2 separate regions of the Mus musculus genome follow, and region 1 is linked to region 2. The links are chromatin loops, found by intact Hi-C in ENCODE. Cell type or tissue: heart. All regions are shown on one strand. Region 1 overlaps Camta1 (calmodulin binding transcription activator 1). Region 2 holds the start of Gm52710 (a long non-coding RNA gene).

What was found. Hi-C counts contacts between places; a loop is a spot of excess contacts. Peaks named below come from ENCODE experiments on the same cell type or tissue, not always from the same donor. Only the 100,000 strongest peaks of a DNase experiment are listed, where the experiment ranks them.
Region 1: it touches region 2 in a loop (2.0-fold over the local background); 2 of 42 quality-filtered maps call a loop at or near these places.

The regions. Positions count from the first base shown.
Region 1 is chr4:151,685,450-151,690,449 of GRCm38, forward strand. The region is part of intron 3 of Camta1 (calmodulin binding transcription activator 1); the gene reads right to left. All of the region lies in intron 1 of Gm38442 (a long non-coding RNA gene), which reads right to left. Among named protein-coding and RNA genes, the nearest start is that of Gm38442, 35 kb to the right of the region's middle. In heart, no CTCF peak of the experiment used is centred here; no DNase peak of the experiment used is centred here.
Region 2 is chr4:151,735,499-151,740,498 of GRCm38, forward strand. All of the region lies in intron 3 of Camta1 (calmodulin binding transcription activator 1), which reads right to left. Gm52710 (a long non-coding RNA gene) reads left to right here and starts at 710. Exons shown (of 3, transcript XR_003955315.1): 1 at 710-5,000. In heart, no CTCF peak of the experiment used is centred here; no DNase peak of the experiment used is centred here; H3K27ac peaks cover 1,346 bases.

The DNA.
Region 1 (5,000 bases), 50 kb before region 2:
ACATATCCCTCTCAGAAATTGATGGCGCATGCACACAAAAACAAAGAAGAAAGAGAAAAACAAAGAAAAGAGATTTATTACGGTTGGGCTGACAAATGCCTAGAGAATTCCCCAAGAGATGTTGGTAGTTTTGAGTGGGGGGAGGGGCTCCAATCAGCGTCGAAGGATCAGCATCATACATATCATACATTTGCATGACTAGGGCCCTAACAGAATTTAAAATGAAGAACGATGTTGCCGTCATGTTATTAAACTACCTTCTGAAAACCTACATCTGTTCCTAGATCTGTGCTGCTCTCAGCTTTGGTCTGAGAAGCCTCACTCGGGGGCACGTTGTGCTCATGCAGACTCAAAACTTGCCCACGTGCTGAGTATGAGTAACTGTGAGTGCTCAGCTGGGGGGTCGCGTCAACGACACCTCCATAGAACCCCCATCCAAGCCTCAGGGATCACCATGGGTCAGGGGATGGGAAGAGTGTCGGAGCCGACCAAAGGGGAGGAGCAGCTATGTCTATCTGTATAGGATCAAGCCAGTCAAACTTTCAGCACCGGACGGCCACACCCCCTGGGCGGAGCCATGGGCAGTTGAGGCTACCAAAGGTGACCACTGGCAGATTACCTGCGCCCCAGTGGATAGCCCCGCACCCGTGCGCATAATGGACCACACTAACTGAACTCAAAAAGAATCTTTTATTGCTGTGGTAAAACACTGGCCAAGAACAAATTGAGGAAGAAAATGATCATTTGGCTTACATTCTCCATCACAAGCTGACTGAGGAAAATAAGGCAGGAGCCTAGCAGCAGGAACTTAAACAGAGCCCATATAGGAATGTCACTCACTGGCTTTCTCTCCAAGCTCAAGTTCAGCTAGCTTTCTCATACCTCCCAGAACCACGTGCGGGCTGTGGCACCACCGACAGCAGTCTGGGCCTTCCTACATCGGTCATTAACTAAGACAATACCCCAGGAAGAGACTCACAGGACAATCTGTGAGGTAACTCCCTCGGTGCAAATCCTTTCCCCAAGTCTGTCTAGGTTTGTGTCAAGTTAACAAAAAATGAGAACAGGTGGGGGGAGAACAGGTTGGAGACGGAGGGAGAGAGGTGGGGAGACAGAGAGGGAGAGAGGAGAGGAAGGGAGGGAGGGAAGAGGGAGAGGAAAGGGGAGAGGATGGGGGAGGGGAAGGAAAGGGGTCATGAAATTGAGGGGAAGATGGAATCTGGTTGCTGAAATCAGGAAAGGGGTTTAGCAGTGGATGAATATCACCAAAATATGTTGTACAAATACATGAAATTTTCAAAGACTAAAAAAAATTATGGGGTCTAGGAGATGACTCGGTAGGTAAGAGCACTTAGCTGCTCCTGCAATGGACCCAGTTTCCGTTCCCAGCACCCACATGGAGGCTCACAACCACCGGTAACTCCAGTCCTGGGGGATCCGATGCCCTCTTCCAGTCTCTGCAGGCACCAGGCACAAACCTGGTACAGGCACAGAAAGTAAAAACAAATAAATCTATTTAAGATTTCATTTTAAATGACTATCAAAAGGGTTGCTTGCTTGCAAGTTCATTATATCTGCAAACTAAAACCATCTCGTTGATCCACACTAAAGGAAACATATAGGTCGGCTAGACTCACAGCCAGAGTCTGAACCTACGGACTCAACAGATATTCACAGACAGAAAACACTTGGGGGAGAGTTGCTGAATGTGTGTGGACAACTTTTTTTTTCTTTAATCATTCTCTGAACAATGCACAGTGTTTAACAGCATTGCTCCCGGACTACAGGAGTCGGCTAGCGCCATCTAAAAGTCTGGATGAGGGTCCTGTTGGTTATACCCAAACTCACCACCATTCTATGAAGGGTTGGAGGATTTGGTATCTTTGTGGTCCTGGAACCGACCCTTGCATGGATGACAAAGAATCATATTAGGCCACATTAGAGTGCTGTGTCAAAACTTAAGGGATGCAAAGAACTCTGTTTCCAACAACAGAGGAATAACTCACATTGGATTGACTCTTCAACAGCCAACATTCTGGTTCTAATCGTGTGATTGAAACAGGGTCTCATCCCTCCCTTTGTAGCTCAAGCTGGCCCAGAGCTAACTCTGTAGCTCAAGCTGCCCTCAAACTCATGGCAATCCTCCTGCTTCAGCCTCTTGAGTGCCAGAATTATAGTCATGAGCCATATCATATGGCCACCTCAACGTATTTTTCTTTTAATTTGAAAACTCCAAAAAGAGACCAAAGCAGAAAGAAGCATGTGGGATACAGGAAGGAAGAGAAGGAGGGGGAGGGGTTGGGGGAGGGGGAGGAAAGGGGAAGGGAGGAGGAGAGGAATAATGGGTTTCTACATTTGTTGGTTTCTTAGTGTTTTGTCTGTGGCAGGTTCCAGTGAGTGTCACAGTGCAGCAAACACTAAGAAAACTGCAAGTCCTTCCTCAAGAGTCGGAGAGCCCGGCCTGTGGAGCTCACACCTAACTCCAGCACTCAGGAGGCTACAAGGTCTACAGCTCCAGTGTAGTGGAAGCTAGAGAGTGAGTCAAAGGAGAAAGTGGGGGATGGAGGGACACAAAGACAGAGAGGAAGAGAGACAAGACAGACACCTGGTGCCACCTGAATAAGACAACCCTGGCATGCAAGGCGAACAGTCTACACTGTGGATTCTGCTCAAACAAGAGGCCACTTATTGAGAACAACCAGAGTCCCAAATCTTCATCTCGTGTCAGTCACCGGGTCCCCAAAACAATCCCAAATTATAATGGATGTAAGCAGGAGAAGAGCCCATGTCACGAGAAGGGTGGGGCCATGGATGCTGACTCTGAGATGACAGAAACATCTGTCACCAGCACGTCCCTTCATTCTGATGATATGGCTTGTTGGCTAGGCTTTCCTTAGAACGAGCAAACCAACTCCTCAGGAGTCTGAGACCCAGCCAGCCCTAAATCTGTCACCTGCCTGATCTCATTACCCTCAAGGAGGCTTCAACCACTTTTATCCTTCTCTTCCCCTTCTTCCCAACAGTGTACCTAGACTGGCCCACCTTCCCTCCTCATAGGTCCCGCCCACATTCGAGCAACCAATCAAAAGCCTTATCCAAGTCCCTCCTCTATGGGAAAGGCTGTCACAGATCATCTTTACAAGGACTGTTGTCCATCTCTTGGTCACACCCTGGCTAATTGACAATCAGTGGCAATTTGACGCAATGCTGAAATTAGAAGAGAAAGATTTTAAAAACGAGAGCTGGAGAGATGGCTCAGTCATTAGGAACACTGGCTGCTCTTCCAAACGACCGAGGGATCAATTTCTGGCACCCACATGGGAGCTCACAACTGTCTGTGACTCCAGTTCCATGGAATCTAATGCCCTCTTCTGGGGTCCTACATGCAGGTGGTACACACAAACACATACACTTGCGTTAATAAAATGAACAATAAGTATGTTTTAAAAGAAAACAAAGGAGTCTCTGAGATGACCCCGACTATGATACACAGGAACCTCCTATCTCAAAAAAAGACAATTTAAAAAAATATATTAAAAGTAAGATACAAAATCATCAACAAATTATTTTATTTGAAAGAAATTAATTCTTATTAACATAAGTAAAAATTTCTGGGGCCAGTGAGGTGACTGGTGGGTAAATATCCCTGCTGCCAAACCTGAGGACCTGAGTTCAATACCCGAAGCCCACTGGGAAAGGAGGGTATTGGCTCCCACAATTTGTCCTGTAACCTACACACACACACATGCACACACACATACACATGCACACACACATACACATGCACACACACACACATGCACACACACATACACATGCACACACACACATACGTACATGCACATACACATACACACACACACACACACATACGTACATGTACATACACACATACACATGCATACACACACATGCACATACACACATACATACACACACACACACACACACACACATATATATATATATATATATACATATATATATATATATATATACAAAGTCTAAAAAGAAACTTGAAGGACCAACTTCAAGATTTATTATAAAAGCCCCAGCAATCAAGACAGTGAGGTAGAAATGCTAATTTAGAGGCAGTCTATAAAATGTTGGGTAGACTGAATACAGCCCAGAATGCAGACACCCTTGTATGGTCAGTTTACTTTAGACAAAGGTACCAATGCCAACCAAGGGGGAAAAAAGAACACCTTTTCAGTAAACAGTGCTGAACAAATAAATAGACATCTGAAAAAAAGAGATGCGGGAGACAGCAAGATGGCTCAGGGGGAAAGATGCTCACCACCAAGGCCCAAACCTGAGTTCCATCCCAGAGACTCACGGGATAAAGAGAAAAAAAGTTCCCCCAGGTTGGCCTCTGGCCTCTATACACATGCGGTGGTGTGCATGTGGGTGCACACACACATGTAGACACACAACACAAGGGAACAGAAAGTACCAAAGCAAAGGAAGACACTGTCTCCCTCCTTGAATCAGACACTAAAAGTTAGTCACGGATGGAGCTAAAACTAGAAAGCCTCCAGAAAAATACACAGTGAAGTGTTTCCACACCAAGAAAGGAGAAAGACCTAGGAAATGAGAGCCGTCTAGGGGGGGCAAGCGATAAATCATCCCTCAGCAAAATTAAAAACTTCTGCTCAGGAAAAGATTAACAGCATAAAAAACGAATCTGTGGGCTGCATCCTAGAAGGAACAGCCTGAAATCAGCATCGAAGCACAGTCAGGAGCTACTGTGCACAGGGTACTCCTACGAGCCAACGGCAGGAGAAAGCGAGAGGCCTTCACGAGCAAAGGGCTGGAAGGATGTGTCGATGGTTAAGAAGCACCCAAAAAAAGTGCTTAGTCATCTTGGAACTGTACATTGAAGCCACACTGAGATCCATCACGAACCATCTAGAAATGCCAGCATTAAAGATGGCGATAAATGTTGGCACATGCGCAGGACAGCTAGGATCTGCTCAGTCTGTTGGTGGAAACAGCCATCC
Region 2 (5,000 bases):
ACCCAACTCCCAAAAGATGTTCTCTGACCTCCATGCAAGTGCCATGGCATGCATGCACACACACACCACAACACAACACAATGGTAGTAAGAGTTATTTAAGGAACCCTTATAACTTAGTAATAGAAAGAGAACCCAGGCTGGCCAGACAGCCCAACAGGTAAAAGCCAGACACCAAAACCACCCGATCCCTTATGCACACCAATCACCCTGCAGCTGACGGTTGCAGGATTTTGGAGGATTCTGAGGTTGAACCTAGCATCACATACATAGAGCACTGCTTAAGAGAAACTTCTGTTTTCAGTGGCTGGGATTAGCAGAAACCAAAGGGCAGAGAATAAGACACTAGAGAATGCTCAACTGTACAGGGAACATCTCTACTGCATCCCTCCCCCCACACGACTCAGGAATCATTGCAGAAGAAGAGATGAAAAGACCGTAAGGGCCAGAGACAGTAAATAAATACATGAAAGCACGGTCTTTGGGACACAGCCAGGCAGCTGCACCCATGGGCTCATGGCAGTTGTGACGGTGTGCACAGGGGCTCTTTGAGCTCAAATTCCAGCAAGAAAAGGGAGCGTGGACACCAAGTCTCACCCAGCCAGCAGCTATAGCTATATAGCTATATAGCCAGTTGGTAGCTGTTGGAAGAGGGAAGAGTTATCTTTAATGGTGTGGCCCTGGTGAGTCAGCCATACTCCAGTGGAAAGTCATGCATCCCACAATACATGGGTAGCACAAACTGGACTCGGTGGATGCAGAATGAGGCCACAAAGTTGGATGGGTAAGGGTGATCTGGGAGGAGTCAGGGGAAGGAGGAATATGGGCAAAAATCAATGTATGAAAGTCTCAAAGATCTCATTTTTAAAAACTACATATAAGTCAGTTACACAAACATTAGGTAGGATAACTTACGCTTTATTTATTTATTTATTTATTTATTTATTTATTATTTAGTTATTTGGCTTTTTTGAGATAGGGTTTCTCTGTGTATTTCTGGGTGTCCTGAAACTCACTCTGTAGACCACACTACACTGACCTTGAACTCACGGAGATCCATCTGCCTCTGACTCCTGAGAGTTGAGATCAGAGGTATGTGCCACCACCGCCTAGCTAGCTAAGGCTGTTTTTACAGCAGAGATGGGGAACAGAGGGTATAGCAATTGCCAAGCAGAGTGCACGGAAGCTAAGACCCAAGGCAAGGAAAGGGACCTGAAAAATCTGGGGGGAGAAGGGCAAAGGGGCATCTTGCCTTTGTGCTGCACAGAAGGAGCACACCCATGAAGGGAACTGGGTGTGGCTGCAGAGGACAGAGCGGGTGGCAAGGAGGCAGGGTGGGAGGCGCTAGGCTCTGTCCTAAGAGCTCAGTTTAGAGCCGGAGGCCCTCAGCCAAGCCACGAACTCAGAGTTCAGCATGAGTTTCGGGACTCGCTCCCGGTCTGCACATACACGTTCACAGTGCCATCATTCAGAAGGAACCCAAGGGTCCACTTATGGACAAACCAACAGATAAAACCTGTAGGATGCTTAAAAAGAGTGAAACAGTGACACCGGCTCCGGTACAGATTGAACCCTGAGAGCATGATGCCAGGTGAAGGAGCCGGTCACAAGTGGACATGCGCTGTGTGGTTCACGCAAGAGAACTGGACATGCGCCATGCGGCTCGCACGTACGCATTTCCACGGCAACCAGAGTCATAGCGCTAAAGCAGGGTAGGCCCAGGGGCTGGCAGGGGCGGGGGTGCTGGGTGTGCACTGCAGAGTTTTGGAAAATGAAAGGCATTTGGAGAGGGATGACAATGATGGTGGATGCATGGCAAGGTGACTGCACCTTCTGCCCCTGGACGGGCTAGCTCGTGGTCATGTACATGGAAAATGTCCTCACATTTAGATGTGGCCATCCAATGTTCGGTAGAACAGGGATAACATGCGTGTAGTGGTCAGCATGCTGCCCTGCTGGTCAAAGGTCCTCAACAGAAATCACTAGAAGCTGAAGGACTACATCATCCCTCACATATTCTACACTAACCAAAGCTCGCCCAAGGGAATCGTGTGTCCAACAGCAGCAGGCCAGAGTCCCTCCTACCCTAGCTGCCCTGTGCCGCCCGGATGACCAACCCTCTAGGGAGAGCATGCCCTACTGCGCTCCTCTCAGCCAGCTCTCCATAAAGAGCCATGGCCTGGATGCTGGACTTCACCCACCAGGCAAACGAAAAGGAATATAAGACCGTAAGCCTGCATGAAATTGCCCAAGCACATATATAAGGCTAATGCCACTGCTATATTAAAATACTAAATTCATTTTTATACTTTTTTATTTAAATTGCTGGGGCCACTTGCCATGGTTGATTAAAAATTCTGAACAGGGTGTATTGTGTGAGCCAATTATGAAAGAGTGTATAAGTGCTGTGAACATTACTTGGAAAGTACAGGAAACCATTTGTAAAATGAAAATTCTTCCTTTAAAAAAAAAAATCTGTTTAAAAGGTGAGAAAAACCGGGCCTGGTGGCAACTGCTTCTAATCTCGGCCTTCAGGAGGCAGAAGTGGTAGGGTCAAGGGAGGAGCCGGAGGTGAAGGTCATCCTTAGCTATAAAACTAGTTCAAGGGCAGCCTGGGCTACGGGAGCCCATGACAAAGTTAATTTAATTAAAGAACAAAAAAAGAGACGCAATGGAGGCAGAGGCAGAGGCAGAGGCAGAGGCAGGGGCAGGGGCAGAGGCAGAGGCAGAGGCAGAGGCAGAGGCAGAGGCAGAGGCAGAGGCAGAGGCAGAGGCAGAGGCAGAGGCAGAGGCAGAGGCAGAGGCAGAGGCAGAGGCAGAGGCAGAGGCAGAGGCAGAGGCAGAGGCAGAGGCAGAGGCAGAGGCAGGAGGCAGAGGGGGTTTGCTCTGAGCCTGTGCAGGCACCAAGAGTGGCAGCCTAGTGGGCGTGGCTTCCCCAGGCTGGCTGCACAATCCTAGCCCACCAAGCTGGGCCCAGGCCAAGGTTTGTTTTCCATCCTGAACTTGTTTCTCCTCATCCTGGAGCTCGTCCATGCCTGAACTTATGAGAATCCTGTCGTGCAGATTCTGTTCTGGCTTTGAGAGGGAAGCCAACGCACTTTGGCTCTGCAGCTATCCCTGAGCTGGAGGAGCTAGCTCCCAGTCCAGAGGAGACATTGATTCATGCACTCAGCCAGACATCGGATGGACTAGCAGACAAGCTACCAGCCCGGCTGGATCTCACACTGAGGCAGGGGGATAGCGAAGCACAAACGCTTTGGGAGAAAACAGTCATTGTGAAAGCAAATCCCCATGCTATGAACATGCTGGATGTCCTTTCTAGCTTTGGCATATGGAGAAAACTTCCACGAGGTGGGACCTGGGCAGAAAGGAGGACTCGCACGATCTGTCTGACAACTCGGATCGAAAGGCACCTGAGCCCATGGAGAAGGGAGCTCTTGTCTGTCACTGGGAATCAAGCTGAAAGGGGCCCTGAGGTTGGAGACAAGGAGACAAGGAAACAGGCTTCCGGCAGACATGTTAGAGCTCCTTCCTGGATGCCAGCAGGCAGCACAGAGTCCCGAGCACCGAGCCTGCGGGGCTGCCAGCAGCTCCAAGGCCTGTCTACACATCACCATGGCGATTCCCTTCCTTGGGAAACAACTACGTTTGTTTTCTTTTCCATATTTTGGACGGAGGCCATTTGATAATTACAAAATGTACAACCCATAATGTGTCCTAAACTGTCTCTGAATAGTATGTGGTTTTGAAATAATACATAAAAAGCTTAATAAAAATTAATGTGGAAAAGAGACTCATCAGCCTCAGCTGGAAATAAAATCAGTATTAATTACTTTGCCCGCAGTCACTCTGATGAGCTAGAGATGGCAAGACCGTTTCCCCCATGTAGGAAGGGGATGTGGAGCTATCCCTGCCCCTCTGCCTCTCGAGCCCCCAAGGTCTCATCAGCACAGTCCTGTGTATCATGGTACCTCTGTAAGGTTCGCTATGCATGTCTGTATTGGGTTCCAGGGAAAGAACTGTATGAGGGTGGAGCTTGACATGGAACACGTGACTATGAGGGCGGAGCTTGATATCAGGACACACCTCTATCTGCTGGAGTATCCTTGAGAGGTTCATATTCTCGGACCTAGCAGTCCCCAGGAGCTAGCCGGAACCCCAAACCTTGCTTGAGCACAGAACTGTAGAGCATCAAAGCAGCAGGTGACAAATCCCCCACCATCCGTGACCACAGCCCTGTTATGTGTCCGGGTAGCTCAGCCAGGAAGCGTGAAGCCTGAGTTCTGGCTAGTCCACACCCCAGAAAGCCACAAACCAAGAACGCAGATGGGCTGCTGGGTGCCATGGAGACCTTCACAGCCATTTGTCAAGGCTGGGGTTCAGGGACTCCTGCCCCTGCCCCACTGCAGCGGGGGGGGGGGGGGAGGGGCTGGACTGCTCCTGCTATGATGCCCCCAAGCTTCCAGTACCTGCACTCCAGTGAACTTCCTTAAACAGCCCACCCACCCAGCAGCCTGTCCTCCAGAGGAGATGGGGTCCCTCCTCCCACAAACTACACACGGGGGAGGGGCATACAGGAGCTGGCCTTCAGTCTCAGAACTCCTGACATCCTTGAGGATATTTTATTGACAAAACCACACGGTTGGCCTGTCTCTCCCTTTTGTTATCCCTTAGAACTTTGCTGTGTTCCTGTGAGGTCCGTTAATGATGAGGTGTAAGTAACAAAGTGGACTCCAGGGTCTGGCTTCTAGCTCAGTCGCTTCCGGAAGCCTCTGCACAACAGATCACCTGTCTTGTGGGATTAAAGGAGACAACCGATTTAGATGATTCACCCAAGAGCCAAGTACAGGATAAATGGCAATGTACATTACTAAGTGAGATGAGATAGTACTGATTATGGTGATGATGCTGGACATAAAGACGATGGAGATGAGGATGGAGACAGAGATGATGGTGATGACAGTGATGGTAATGGTGATGATGATGATGATGGAAGCAGAG